Linked DNA regions of Homo sapiens: region 2 is linked to region 1. A link is an interaction called in ENCODE POLR2A ChIA-PET data of the cell type or tissue named here. Cell type or tissue: OCI-LY7. All regions are shown on one strand.

What was found. Peaks named below come from ENCODE experiments on the same cell type or tissue, not always from the same donor. Only the 100,000 strongest peaks of a DNase experiment are listed, where the experiment ranks them.
Region 2: POLR2A ChIA-PET joins it to region 1 with 12 read pairs; 3 of 35 experiments call an interaction of 5 or more read pairs at or near these places.

What each region holds. Positions count from the first base shown.
Region 1 is chr16:17,403,087-17,405,586 of GRCh38, forward strand. All of the region lies in intron 1 of XYLT1 (xylosyltransferase 1), which reads right to left. Among named protein-coding and RNA genes, the nearest start is that of XYLT1, 67 kb to the right of the region's middle. RefSeq lists an enhancer at 1,874-2,500. In OCI-LY7, no CTCF peak of the experiment used is centred here; a DNase peak (open chromatin) is centred at 1,495.
Region 2 is chr16:17,145,666-17,148,165 of GRCh38, forward strand. All of the region lies in intron 6 of XYLT1 (xylosyltransferase 1), which reads right to left. Among named protein-coding and RNA genes, the nearest start is that of XYLT1, 320 kb to the right of the region's middle. In OCI-LY7, no CTCF peak of the experiment used is centred here; no DNase peak of the experiment used is centred here.

The DNA.
Region 1 (2,500 bases):
CGATACACAGAGACAAACAAGTAACTGATGGTAATAAGCCAGCCACAGCTAACACTTACCAATGCTTCCTGCAGGCCAGGGATCACTCTATGGATTTTATGGGAATACCTCCCTTTAATCCTCATATCCAGCCTTGGATGCAGCTATAGCCATTTGACAGATGAGGAGACACACTCACAAAGGGCAGGCGTCTTGCCCAAGTCATACAACCAGTAAGCGGCAAAACCTGGCTTTGAACCTACAAATCTTCTGCCAGGGCCGGCGATTTTAACACCTGGATTAGTCTGTTTTCACGCTGCTGATAAAGACATACCAGAGACTGGGTAATTTATCAAGAAAAAAAGGTTTAATGGACTCACAGTTCCAGGTGGCTGGCGAGGCCTCACAATCACGGCAGAAGGTGAAAGTCACGTCTTACATGGCAACAAACAAGAGAGAATGAGAGAGCTTGTGTAGGGAAACTCCCCTTTATAAAACTATCAGATCTCATGAGAGTCACTCACTATCACAAAAACAGCACCAGAAAGACCTGCCCCCATGATTCAATAACCTCCCACCGGGTCCCTCCCACAACACGTGGGGGAATCATGGCAGCTACAATTCAAGAAGAGACTTGGGTGTGAACATAGCCAAACTGTATCACTACTCTACTGCAGAAGAAGAGCCATGAAAGCTGTTCACAGCAGGAGAGGCAAAAGGCCCTTTCCTCAAAGCCCATCTGGGAATACCTCACCCTTGTCTCTTCTCCAGACACAATTCTCCATTGAGAGCCGTCCTCCAAGACCTCAGGTTCATAAGGGCTAGAAGAGCAGCTTGAAACGCTGGACTTGCCCTTTGGAGCCAGAGGTCAGGCCAGGTGGGAGCCATCCACTAGCAGGTTAGAGACAACGAGATTCTCTCTGTGCAGTTCAGACCACAGCCACAGAGAATTATTTAAACCCCTCCTGGGAAACCGCAGCAACGTCAGACAGATTCAATGTGCATAACTGTATGTGTGTGTGTCTATGTGTGGTTGGGGGGGGGGCTCAGGGAGGAGGTGTGACAAGCCTGAGTGACCCAGGAGGGACTCAGGGCCCAGGAAGGGTCGGATACTCCTCCCCCATCCAGGTGGGACACAGCGAGCTGAGCAGCCCCTGATGAAACCAAAAGAGTCTCAGATCCTGTCCCTTTTCCTCCTCAGAACTCAGAGCACTGGATCCTTTGTTCAGAAAGCAAGAGAAAACACCAACACAATTCCTGCTACAGCTGAGGATGAGGGCGTGGAGCAGGTCACACAGACATACTAGCAAGCCTGCAAAGTCAAAACCGTAACAGCCACAGTAACTGACACACGTCAACAACTGACCTGGAGCCAGATGTTGCCCCATTTAACCTCCAAGACTCTCCTGTGAGGTGAGAACCATGATCATCCCCATTATACAGGTGAGAAAACCAAGGCTGATGGGAATTCATCACATGGTGCATAGGAAGCAAAGCCATGTTTCGAATCCAGGAAGCCTCTCTGTCTTAGGAAGACACGCACCCACTCATGCATGCAACAACAGATGCACAAGTAACAGTCAGAGTTGGCCAGGCACAGGGGCAGTTGCCTGTAATTCCAACAACTCGGGAGGCTGAGGCGGGAGGACGACTTGAGGTCAGCAGTTCAAGACCAGTTTGGGCATATATTGAGACCCTGTCTCTAAAAAATAAAAATTTAAAAAGAAAAACATTCAGAGTTGTGTACATTCACAAAAGGCATGCAAACATAGCATAGGGATAGAAATACAGGCATAAACGTGTGCAGAGAGCTGCAACCACGCGCATCTGCCCCTCTTCTCCAAATAAGGGCTGCCTCTTTGCACACCTCTGAGAGGTGCCCTCCACACAGAATACAACATACACTTGTAATATTGCCACACACAAGCACATAACTTTCTGGAGGGATGACTCAGATTAGAAAAACAGCATTTAGAGGGCCCCTGGTTAATCAAACGGCCTCGCCACCCCGCGCCACCTCTCTACACAGCTGATGTTGCTGATCAATGTCGCGGCTGTGCAGAGGGGGCATTTGATACCACAAAGGGAGCCAACTCCTGCTGAGGAATGAATGTGGCGCTTGTCAGCTCTGCCCCAGGCAGCAGCACAACATGATGCCCTGTTTCTCCTGGAATCGGGGCCCTGCGTCCGCTCCAGCCCTCATTTTCATGTCTTTCTTCCCAACAGACACAAGGCCGGCTCAGTTCTGGAGAAACAGCGTGGCTGCCAAGGCCCAGTGGAGGGAGAAGGCCTTGAAAAGTCACTTTATAAAGCATCCGTGCTCGCAGCAGCCAAGCCACGAGGCCGGAGCGGCTGACTTTCCATTCGCCACACACCCCACCCAAAGACGAGAACTCTGCCACAGCCAGCCCTTGTTCTCACCCACTGGGAGCCCTGGGGAGTTGAAATCACAGGGACAGCAGCAGGGAGCCCTTGGCAGCAAACCCAGCTCCTGGCATCTTCCTCGGGGGCCGTAGCTTGC
Region 2 (2,500 bases), 260 kb before region 1:
GCTTAAGGCATTTTTGAGATGAGATTCCTCACTTGCATTTGAAAAAGTCCTAATACATGCCTGAATGATTTCAACTTAATCACAACCATGATGTGTGGGGAGGTTCTTAGGCTCCAGACAGGGCAGGTAGCCAGGGCTGTGGCACAAAAATGCTTCCTCTTCCACTGAGCCAGTCTGCTCAGAGTTCTAGAGCTGTCTGCATTTCTGCAACAGACCTCGTTACTCTGTCTTCAGACTGGAGTTACCTGTCTCCTCGCAGGTAGCCTTTATTCTCACTACAACACACTTTGGCTCTGGACTTTGTGCCTCCCTTCCAGGTCCTAGGACAGTGCAGGTCAGCTGCTCAAGAAAAGTCTACTGTGATGAGGAGACTTCAGGGTTTGGAAGCTGAAGATGGTCCTGCCCTGGTAGTCACGCTGAATTCCAGAAAGAATTCCCTCTCACCGGGCTTCCCACAAATCCACTGACATTCACTCAGGGGAATTACTTGAAACCTCATTAGTAAACCTACATTCTTAGCATTTCTTTTCTGCATGAGCAGAAAACCCACCTCTAGACATTGGCTACTATGGAAGATAATGACATAGTACACCTAAGTCATCACAAAATGGATGATGGTGTAATGAAATGGCGATGACGGTAACGCTGGCAGGGAACAGACTTAATTCGGCTGAAATGTGCTTTTCATCTGTGGGGCAGTGTGGTTTTACCTGTCACCAGCTGGGTGACTTCAAAATGTTAAGGAGTCCTCTCTGAGTCTCAGTTTCTTTCTTGGTAAAATACAAAGTTGGTCTAGATATGGGTTGTAAAGTTAGATCCCTACAGGGCGGTCAGACAGATAATGGAAGCGTGTGAAGCAGCCTGAATACGAAAAAACAAGGACTGATGAAATTAGCAGAGAAGTGAAGAACACACATTCTGAAATGCACTTCCACTCCTTTAAAATAAAAAAGCATTTCTGGTTGAATAAAACATCTCTCTAGGATGAATCCAGCCCATAAGCCATCGGTCCAGTCACAATAATCCTGGGTTAGGTAATTCCCAAGGTACTCTCCAGCTTTGACATTCTATAAGTCACATTGTTATACTCAGGAAAAGGGCATGGGGCAAGCAATACATCTCATATGGATACACGGGAGCCCAGAGAAGACTGGCAACTTTTCTAAGGACACACAGAGGACTCAACACAAGGGTAGAACCAATCAAAAGACCCAGCTGTCCTATGTCACGGGTCTTGCTCTTTCTCTAACACATCTTTCCACATGCAAAATCTGAGCTCATTAGCAAAGCCATGTTCTTGCTACAGAGCAGTCCTCTCTGTGTCTCAGTTTCCCCCTTGGTAAAATACAAAATTGGGCTAGGTCTGGGTTGTGAAGTTAAATCCCTATAGGGGTCAGACAGACAATGGAAGACAGATAATCCAAGCTCATTAGCAAAGTCATGTTCTTGCTGGGAAGGAACTCAGCGAAGATTTTTTGTAATACAGTATTAACCCACTGAAATGTAACTGAGCTCTAACTGGGTCATCAAAGGAAGCCCCTGAGTTTAGGAAAATAAAACCCTGCCTTGACTCTGGCTAGTGCTAATTATACAAAAATGTCCAGTCGATGCACTTAACCATGCTTGAAACTTTCAATTTTAGATAATTTGTATTCAAACTTACATGGTTACCAGACTAACCATGAGAGACAGACAGAGAAGAAATACAGGTGAGAGGACTAGCAAAATTTTTCTTTCCAGTTTTTAATTTCATGTTCCATTATATGGGATAATAGCATCGTCTTGCAATTTTAATGTGATGTCCCGGACCATAATATTCAAATACAATATTTATGCAGTCATCTCCAAAATGAAATATTCATGGGATTGGGAGATGGGTTGCTGTATTTATCACATTCAAAAACTGATATGCTGCAAACGCATGCTTTGGTTAACTAAGAGTAAATGGAGACAACCAATTCCCTAGGTCTCAGAAAAGTTTCTGGAGTCACAGGGGTGAATGGGGACTTAAGTCTTGGACTAGGAGATGGTGGCAGAGGCCCAGCAACAGGGTATCTACCAGGGGAGAGGCATCAGCTGTTTGGGCAGGGATTTGCATTTTTTCTTCCCTTTCTTTACCATAACTTGAAAAGGTAAAATTGGAAGGCAAGGTAAGTCAGTGAACACCTGAGTGACTTTTTATAAAATATGGCTCACCAACAAGGGGCGCATGGCTCTCTCACCTGAGGCGTGAAGCACAGATCTGTAGCAATAAGCCCCATATACAAAAGGTGACCAATGATACGCTCTTCCTTTTCATTTCCCATTGAGTAGGTTACCTGGGGCAACTGGGGCAACAGGTGACACTACAGCAAACAGACATTGGGTGATCTAGGTACTAATCCTGCCTCTGCATTCACAGGCTATGAGATGTGGGGCTGGCTTAACCTCTCTGAATGCCAGTTTCCTCATCTGTAAGATAAGCCCCATGACACCTGTGTCTTGACAGCCTCCTGAATCA